2 separate regions of the Homo sapiens genome follow, and region 2 is linked to region 1. Evidence: chromatin loops called from intact Hi-C (ENCODE). Cell type or tissue: endothelial cell of umbilical vein. All regions are shown on one strand.

Region 1 (5,000 bases):
CTATCTTAAAAACCTTGACAAACGCCCTAGAAAGGAAAATGTCTCAAGAAACTTTTCTTTAATTATTGCTACATCCAATCTCACATTCAAAATCTCAGAGGTCATTATTTATACCTCTGTTTCCTTCGCTTTTCACATGTAATACATCAGCAAGTTCTGCTGACTTCACCTTTAAATCTATGTGAAACTGTGTCACTGTCAGATCACCACTGCTACCATCCTCGTTTTCATGGCCACTATCTCTCACACAGACTGCTGTCATGATGCTGGTCTTCCTGTTTCAGTGGTGGATGGTAAACATTCCCCTTGCTGTCTAAGAGGAAAAGCCCTACTTTGTAGTCTTCACCAGTTTCTGTGGTGTAAACACTTCCACCACGGCCATTTCAAACTACCAACATGATGTCAATGAACAGAGAGTTGGGAAGAGAGGCACAGATAAAAAGATGTAAGTAACCTCCAGTGCATCAATAATGGTGAATGTAGTAAAATAATTAGAAAGTGATTTTTAAAAATTATTTACAATTGATACAGGAGCTAGAAATTGTTTAGGCAGACAGTAAGGGTAAGAAAGTCCTCCATAAGGTTTTCTTTTCGGTGAAAAGCAGCCCCCAAATCATTTCTTTTCTAACAAAGAGCAGCCTGTAAAATCAAGCTGCAAACAGAGATAATAAGCAAGCTGGAAGCTTGCACAGGTGAATGCTGGCAGCTGTGCCAATAGGAAAAGGCTACCTAGGGGCTAGACATGTTCAACATGGCGGCTCCATCTTCCCTTTTCTTTGTCAACCTCGTGTGCAGTAAGGAGCAGACAACATGGCATCAGCCAGGTAGAAAACCCATTTGCATAATAAAAGGTTAGGGTGGGATGGCCAGCTTCTTCCCACGCTATATAAATGTCACACCTGGTACAACCAATCTTTGGGCCTTATGTAAATCAGACACCACCTCTCAAGCCAGTCTATGAAACCCTGTGCATTTTACCACAGAAGTGGAAGACCCACTTGGGCGCTGCTCTCTCTCTCTCTCTGCAAGAGAGAGAGCTATCCTCTTTTCTCTTTCTTTCACCGATTAAACCTTTGCTCTTAAGCTCACTCCTTGTGCGTCCGCTTCCTCTATTTCCCTGGTATGAGATGACGAACCTCAGGAATCACCCCAGACAAATGATGCCATTTCACAATCTTTTTTAATATCACTTATTTGTGAGTTTATATAATTTAATTTTCAATAATTGTTGTGTTTAACAATTGGTTCACAAATTCCTGAAAATTTAATAGCTCTTGTGCCTCCAGCACACCACTGCTTCCTCTCTTAAGCCCCTACAGTCCAGGGGCCAATTCCCTACACTGCAGTCCGATTCCCTACAGCCAGACCCTGTGACCAGAGTGATCTTTAAAAAACCCATATCTGATAGGCCAGGCACGGTGGCTCACGCCTGTAATCCCAGCACTTTGGGAGGCCGAGGCGGGCGGATCACGAGGTCAGGAGATCAAGACCATTCTGGCTAACACGGTGAAACCCCGTCTCTACTAAAAATACAAAAAATTAGCCGGGCGTAGTGGTGGGCGCCTGTAGTCCCAGCTACTCGGGAGGCTGAGGCAGGAGAATGGCGTGAACCCGGGAGGCGGAGGTTGCAGTGAGCCGGGATAGCGCCACTGTACTCCGGCCTGGGCGAAAGAGCGAGACTCCGTCTCAAAAAAAAAAAAAAAAAAAAAAAAAAAAAAAAAAAAAAGTACATCTGATAACATTAGACTAAAATCTAAACTCCTCACCATGACCTTCAAGACCCTTCAAAGTCAAGCTCTGCTTACCTCTCAAATCTCACTTTTTTTTTTGAATTTTTACAGCCCCAATTTTATTTTACAAACCAATGGCAGCTACTAGAAGATTCTTTAGGAAACCTTAGCTAAGCCACATAATCAGGCCTATACAAGTACAGAAAAAGCTAAACATCAAATCTCACTTTTTGAACATTCTCTCTTCTCACTCGGTCCTCTCCAGCCACATTGGCCATTCTGCTGTGTTCTCAGACACACCAAGTCATTTATTCCTTAGAAACTTTGCACTTGTTATTCTCTCTGCCTGGGATGCTTTTCCTTCAGAGATTCCCAAGGCTTGCTCACATCTCTAAAACAAGTCTTTTCCCCGACTACTCTTTAAGGGAGAGTCCACCTTTTCCACCCTCAGCATACTCTAGTCCATCTCCTTGCTTGATTTTCTTCACTGAACTTTCACTATCTGGAATTTATTATCTGTTTGTTTCTTTATTTGTTGTTGTCCCACTAGATTGTGAGTGTGAGGAGGGCAGGGGCTTTGTCTATCTGGTTCATTGCTGTATCCCTGGGGCCTAGAACAGCACCTGGTCCTTGAAGAGCATTAGAGCCTTCACATTCCACGGCCCCTGGGGTATTCACTATGGATAGTGTTCCTCTGTGGAACATCATTCATGCAGGATAAATCAATGGTAAACAAATCTTCAGTGAATGTGTGCTGTCTGCTCAGCAATGTGCTATAACTGCTTGACTTGTGTTTTGAGCTCTAACATTTCAAAAAGTCTGCCAGAGCCTTGCATATCTCCCAGATTGGAAAGAATGAGAATTCCTTATGATCAGAAATCACAAGACTGAGAATACTAGTTTGTTTTTTTAGAAGAGTCTTACTTGCAGGAATAGTTTCAAAATAGTTGCCTCATAAACTTCTGAGCCCTGGAAGTCCTGACTATTTCTGCCTGGCTCTTGAAATTTGTTCTGGCACTGTCTGAAGCTCTTCTTCACTCCAGCTTTGGGCTTCTGGATGAAAGCTCCTGGTTTTTTTTTTTTTTTTTTTTTTTTTTTCCACTCACCACTGTGAACTACACACCCAAATCCCCAACCCCAGCATTTTTCTTTATTCTGTCTTTGGCAGTTGTTTTTGTATTCTGGTTTTAGTTTGATGTTTTCAGACTGTTTCCTGTTCTAGCCATGGGCTATCTCTGGCTGGCTTCAGTGTGTCTTGTAGAATTTGTGCCCCACCTCCCTCTAGCTGCTTGTTTTTTCCACATTCTCTGTCTCTGAGTAGGGATTTTCTTACGCCCTGTTCACATCTGCCCCCTCCTGGCAGGTATGATATTTAGTGGAGTGAACTTGACTCTAGTTCTTGATCAGTTTTGTGCTTAATTTAGTATTGACTCTAGGTCTTGATCAACGCATCCTTCTACATGTAATGGGCAACGTTTATTCAGTTCCTAGCTTTGACCAGCTAGATGAAGAATGTGGACAAAACACAGGAGAGTAGATAAGTCAGTGCTCATTACAGGGGGTGTGTGCCCCACAAGAGCTGCATAAGGTGGTCCATTGGGAAACTGGAAAGAAATGTTAGAAACTCTCTTTCTAATTTTATTTTTTAATTTCCATATTTGTGTATGATCAAAGCAACTTTATGGACAAAGATGTATGATCAATAGAGTTTGGAGACCACTGTTCTGGATAATAATTCTACTTATACTTTATAACCAATAATGACTCAGTCATTTACACACAGTGTGTACATTATGTAAAATAAATCATATTCACCCCCACATTGAATCATTTTTATTGCTGGTGTCTGGGCAGTCATGAAATTCTTCATGCCCCTCTTACATTATAAAGTTCTTACTAGGTACAGTTTAATAAACCTATGGCTAGGGGTGAGCAGTGAGGGAATACTATATCATACTGACTGTTTGATCTTTCCAGAAATACTATTCCTTGTGAAAGATTCATCCTATTTTAAATGTGAGCCTCTGCAAATCTTAAAATAGTTGAAATGCTTCCAAGTGAAATAATATGTCATATCACTGAATCAGTTAAAATATGCTTCGACTCAAAATATCTTTGATATTGTGTGTTTTAAACTTTATTGAAAATCACTTAACATTTATTAAGAACTTTTTGTTTTTCTTTTGTACTGGGTGGATAGTTGTCAACTTGGCATTATCCCTGCCTCTTGCCATGGAGCTTTTGGGTTTGATTCTGCTACTGAGAGGAATTTGCATGACATTTGGAAAGAGATAATAGAAGTCATCATTTATGGTTATGGACAAAAGTAGGGACAGTGGCAGACTCGAGGCAGCTTCTCTGTGAACTACTGCTTGGGTGCTGTAAGCAGCTGAGACCAGCAGTAGTGGTTTCCCTGATAATCCTGTTTCATAAATGAAACAACATTTTACTTTTATTTTTTATAAAATCCAGATTCTGCACAACTGACTTAACCTTTTAAACATATTAATTTGACCCCCAAATTAATCTATAATTTCATAGCAAATCCAACCAAAATTCAGGTAAAATTTTTCTTTTTCTGCGGGATTAGGGTGGGGAGAGGGTAGGGAACCTGATAAACTATTTCCAAAATATATAAAGTAGAATAAGGGTTCACATTAGGAAAAGCAACTATACCACATAAAAACATAAAATGGAAGATTCACACCACTAGATACTAAAATGTTTTACAAAGTCATAGACAAAAAAAATAATGTGGTACTTGCAGGTAGACAAAGCAGTGAAATAGAGAACTATATATGCACAGCAGATCCTCAGATAACATAATTTCATTCAACATCATTTAATTATAATGTTGATATGAAAAAAAATGGATTCCCAGCCAGGGAAACTCCACTGTGTGGAGTCTGCACGTTCTCCCAATGTCTGTGTGGGTTTTCTCCGGGTATTCCAGTTTCCTCCCACGTCCCAAAGATGTACATGTTATGTGAGTTGGTGTGTCTACACGATCCCAGTGTGAGTGAGTGTGGGATGGTGTCCTCTCCAGGGTGTGTTCCCGCTTCATGCTTTGAGCTGCTGGAATATGCCAGTTGCAATATAATAAATGAATGAATACAAATTATTGTCAAATAAAAATTCATAAAGTAGACAATAATCATACAAACGCATGACAGTAACTGATGTGGTAGGAAAGCGTTCAGTGGCTGGGTGTGGTGGCTCACGCCTGTAATCCCAGTACTTTGGGAAGCCAAGGCCAGCGGATCACCGGAG
Region 2 (5,000 bases), 100 kb before region 1:
AGGCATGCACCACCATGCCTGGCTAATTTTTTGTAGTTTTAGTGGAGACGGGCTTTTGCCATGTTGTTCAGGCTGGTCTTGAACTCCTGGCCTCAAGTGATCCACCCAGCTCAGCCTCCCAAAGTGCTGGGATTATGGGCATGAGCCACCGCGCCTGGCCTTTTTCTGTCTTTTTGTGCAGATATTCAATTAGTTCCAGCACCACTTGCTGAGTAGATCTTTTTATTTTTAAAAATATTGTGTATGTGTAGAAAAAAATACTGAAGAACCACCTGAATGGTGGTTTCACCTTCTATATTTTCCATATGTTTCTACAATTAGCACAAGTGAGCAGAATATTTGAATGAGCAGATACAATATGGTAAAGAATGACAGTGAAAATAAATGCAGTAGTAGCCAGCTTCTGAAAGAGGAATCAACAGGTCATGTTGCTGAGAGGCTGATGGGTAACTCAGTCACCGATTTGCCAGTTTCTGAACTAATCACAGTGTCTGGGAGGCCTGGCTTTGTTGTGGTTCCTCTTTTTCTCTGTAGTGTGATCCAGTAGTTGAGAATCCTGTATTTTTCCACATTCACCCTTGCAACAAACCCCCATTACTTAAGACAGCTTGAATGGGTCTCTGTTTCTTGAAACCTGAAGTAAAATTACCAACAAGCCTACACATAGACAAAGCAGGCAGCTCTTCATGTTGTGTGGATGAATGACTGGAGAAAAAGAAGTGCTGGCTCCAAAAATTTTCTTCCAGGGTTTGGCCTCGATGGATTAAATTAGACACAATATGTCTTTCTATCATCATATTATATTTCTGATAGCTGTAGGTAAGTTGCTAAGATCAGGGAATAACATACTGATGCATTAATCCAATTATTTATTTTTCAAGTTTCGTTTTCACATCATTTCAGCTCAGAAATCAGAGTTCTGAAAACAAGTAAATTCCAAACTGGAGTGGAGAGAGAGCACTACAATTAGAAAATTTCTGAATGTAAGTCAAGACCTGTACCTGTGAAACTGGTCATCAGAAATGGTGCAAGGATCTTTGTCTTAGTCTGTCTTCTGCTGCTATAGCAGAATACCACAGACTGGGTAATATATAAAGAAAAATTTATTTGGCTCACAGTTCTGAAGGCTGGGAATTCCAAGATCAAGGGGCTGCATCTGGTGAGGGCCTTCTTGCTGTGTCGCACATGGCAGAAGGCATCACGTGGTGAGAAAGAGTGTGCGCACAAGAGGGAGTGAGGGGCAGAGACAGGAGGGAGGAAATGTGGGCCAAACTTCATCCTTTAATCAGTTGCCCACATCCAACGTAACTAGCCCACTCCCATGATAATGGCATTAATCCATTTATGAGGACAGAGCCCTCATGACCTAATCGCCTTGTAAAGGTCCCGCTTCTTAATACTGTCACGATGGCCATTACATTTTAACATGTCTTTTGGAGAAGACGTTAAACCAGAGCAGTCACCACAGCTTGATTTTGGATGCATGAGACAGTATGTTGTGAGTAAGGTCATGGGCTGTGGAGTCAGAATGACTGGGTGTAGAGCTTACCTGCATGACTTTACAAGCTGTGTGAGCTTGGCAGACTACAAAGCTTCCTTAAGCTTTAATTCCTTCTTCTGCAAACAGAGGTGGTTGTGAGGCTTCTATCAGGTAATGTGCCTGGCATAGAGTAAGTGCTCAATAACTGTTAGCTCTTCTGCTTGACCCCTAATTTTCTCAGCACTAGTGCTGGGGCCTGCAGGCCTTGTGTGTGTGTTTGAATTTCCAGGCTAATTATTCACTTTGCAATGAAGGCATCCTGTTTGATGGAGCCTCTGAGCCACCCCATCTGTTCAGCCATCTCTGTCTCCCCTTGTGGTTTCCCTCCTCCTTTTTAAGACCCTTAATTAGTTTTGGTGATAGAACTATCAGCACCACCTGAGCATCAGCTATTAGCAATAAATGTGGCTCCTCTGAGTAGCTATGGCATACTAATTATTTCCAAATAAAGGTAGTTTTCTGCTGCAGCTCTGATTATCTGCTAAATTATACCAGTGCCTATTTTACAATTTTTTTGTTTGTTTTAAAATCACTTGCCTCACGATTGTCTAGTTAATCCAGGAGCACCTGCAATAACATTGGGATAAAATACTTTTGTTTTATTTTTCTTTCAATTTTTAACTCCAGTGCATTTTTTTTAGTAGCCCATTGGGAAATTCTCTTTCTTCTATTTTCTGACTCATGTTTCTTAAATGGCCAATTAATTGTTTAATAGATGCTATCTCTGGGATGTTGTTGTTCTTTTCCAGGCATTAGTATTGTTGTGCCAAGTCTAGCACGTGAACTCTTTCATCCACTTTTTCTCCATGTTCACATGACAAAGGCAACAGGTCAAAAGAGCTACTGAGTTGAAACAGCTAAAAAATTCAATTCAACTAGGACTAGTTTAGCACCTGCCAGAAGCAGTAGGCTTAGGGGCTAGGTCAGGAAACACAGAAATGGACCACAAATGAATAAAATAGGGTGGGTATAGGAATAAACTCTATTTCTGGTCGGGTGCAGTGGCTCACACATGTAATCCCAGCACTTTGGGAGGAGGCCGAGGCGGGCGGATCACGAGGTCAAGAGATTGAGATCATCCTGGCCAACAGAGTGAAACCCCATCTCTACTAAAAATACAAAACAAATTAGCTGGGCATGGTGGCATGTACCTGTAGTCCCAGCTACTCAAGAGGCTGAGGCAGGAGAATTGCTTGAATCCAGGAGGCGGAGGTTGCAGTGAGCCAAGATCATGACACTGCACTCTAGCCTGGCGACACAGCGAGACTCTGTCTCAAAAAAAATAAAATAAAAAATAAAAATAAACTCTATTTCCAGCACCATGATAAAGCTGTATTTTTGTTAAGCTATGGTATAAGTGTGTAACATAATACAAACATATATTCTTTTGGATACTTATTTTAATTTTCGCGTTTGGTCTCAGTTTTGGGGAAACCATAAGGAGTGGTATACCTGCCCAATCTCGAGAGGGTAGAGCTATTTAGATATGACTGATTTTGTTTCTCTTTATAACATTTTGTGCAATAGAAATATTTCATAATAATTCATCAAGAAAACAGAGTTGAATATTGCAACTGAAGAGAAGTCTAGCTGGGAGTCAATTGCAGTCGTCCAGGAGAGGTGAAAATGACAGGAATGAGAGTGGGGGCAGGAGTGGTATAGAAGAGAGATTTGAGGGTTTTAAAACGCTTTTTTATAGTTTAATTAACATACCGTAAAATTAACTTTTTTTGGTGGGCAGTGCTGTGAGTTTTAATTTTGAGGAGGGTGAGGGGGGACAGGGTCTAGCTCTGCCACCCAGGCTTGAGTGCAGTAGCATGACTTCAGTTCACTGCAGCCTTGAAGTCCTGAGCTTAAGTGATCCTCCCACCTCAGCCTCCCGAGTAGCTGGGACTACAGGTGTGCACCACCACGCCCAGCTTTATTTTTTGTAAAGAGAGGTTCTTAACTATGTTGCTCAGGCTGGTCTCAACCTCCTGGGCTCAAGCAATCCTTCCACCTCATCTCAGTCTCAGTGTTGAGATGTGCAGTGCACAACTTGTGCAACCATAAGCAGAAAACCCCAAAAGATTCTGTCATTAGTATATAATAATTACATCTCAGTCTCAGTATTGAGGTGACAGGCATGAGCCACCATGTCTGGCTGAGCTTTAATACATGCGCAGAGCCATATAACCACCACCCCATCAAAATATAGAGCAGTTCAATGGACCCCCCAAATTCCCTCATGCTGTCCCATTGTAGTCAACTCCTCCTCCACCCTAACCCTGACAACCCCTGATCTCCATCTCCATAGCTTTGCACTTCCACAATATCATATAAATAGAACTTTATTTTATTTAATTTTTTAGACTGTTTTCTTTCATTCCGCGTAATGCCTTTGAGATACATTCATATTATTCATATATCAATAGTTCCTTTTTTTTCCTGAGCGAACTTTCATTGTATGGATATTCCAGAGTTTGTTTAACCATTCACTTGTTGAATGACATTTGTGTTATTTCCAGTTTTGGTCAATTATGAATAGAACTGCTATAAGCATCTCTGTATGGGTTTTTGTGTGAATATGTTTTCACCTCTCTAGAGTAAATACCCTGGAGTGAGGTCATATGATAAACATATGTTTGACTTTATTAGAAACTGCCAAACTGTTTTCCAAGGTAGGTGTACCATCCCACCAGCAGTGCATCCCACCAGCAGTGCATGACAGTTGCAGTTGCCCAACATCCTTGCCAGTATTTGGTATTGTCTTCCAAAATATATATATATATATTAGCCATTCTTTTACATATGTAAAGGCACCTTATTTCCCTAAATGTTAATACTGCAGAGCTTCTTTTCATGTACTTGTATATATAATATTCTGGATAAAAGATCTTTGCTGGATATGTGATTTGCAAATATTTTCTCCCAGTCTGTAGCTTGTCTTTTTGTTCTCATACAGGTGTCCTTCATAAAAGTTTTAATTTGACAAAATCCAATTTATCAATCTTTCTCTTTTAAATAAATACAATTCATAATGCTTATAACTTCAGACATAAAATTTGTGCTCTTTGTCATGTGCATTTTTGTTATATATTAATGACAGAATCTTTTGGGGTTTTCTGCTTATGGTTGCACAAGTTGTGCACTGCACATCTCTAGCAGGCATGATTTATGTGGAATACTATGTAAATGGCAACCCCTAGAGCTGTCAAATGTACAGTTTGTGCAGCATATATTATCTCCCTGGTATCTTCTTTACTGGAAGGATTGCTGTCATTGTTGTGATTCGGTTTTACTCCCTGTGCTATTCATTTGTTATTAGGTGGAGTCTATATTGAAGCTATATTTAAGAAGCTCCTATATATGAACCGTTTAAAGCATAACCTGTTGCCAGTGACTCTTCAGCTTGCTAATGGCTTATCTTTGAGGTTCCAGAAACATCATGCTTTCAGGCTGGTTTCCTTAGCTGACTCTT

What was found. A loop is a pair of places that touch in the nucleus more often than their neighbours do. Peaks named below come from ENCODE experiments on the same cell type or tissue, not always from the same donor. Only the 100,000 strongest peaks of a DNase experiment are listed, where the experiment ranks them.
Region 2: it touches region 1 in a loop (8-fold over the local background); 10 of 110 quality-filtered maps call a loop at or near these places.

Annotation. Positions count from the first base shown.
Region 1 is chr7:106,540,738-106,545,737 of GRCh38, reverse strand. No RefSeq gene overlaps it. Among named protein-coding and RNA genes, the nearest start is that of CTB-30L5.1, 56 kb to the left of the region's middle. In endothelial cell of umbilical vein, a CTCF peak has its summit at 3,081 (motif pointing left); a DNase peak (open chromatin) is centred at 3,037; H3K27ac peaks cover 1,830 bases.
Region 2 is chr7:106,640,663-106,645,662 of GRCh38, reverse strand. No RefSeq gene overlaps it. Among named protein-coding and RNA genes, the nearest start is that of CCDC71L, 18 kb to the left of the region's middle. In endothelial cell of umbilical vein, no CTCF peak of the experiment used is centred here; a DNase peak (open chromatin) is centred at 2,302.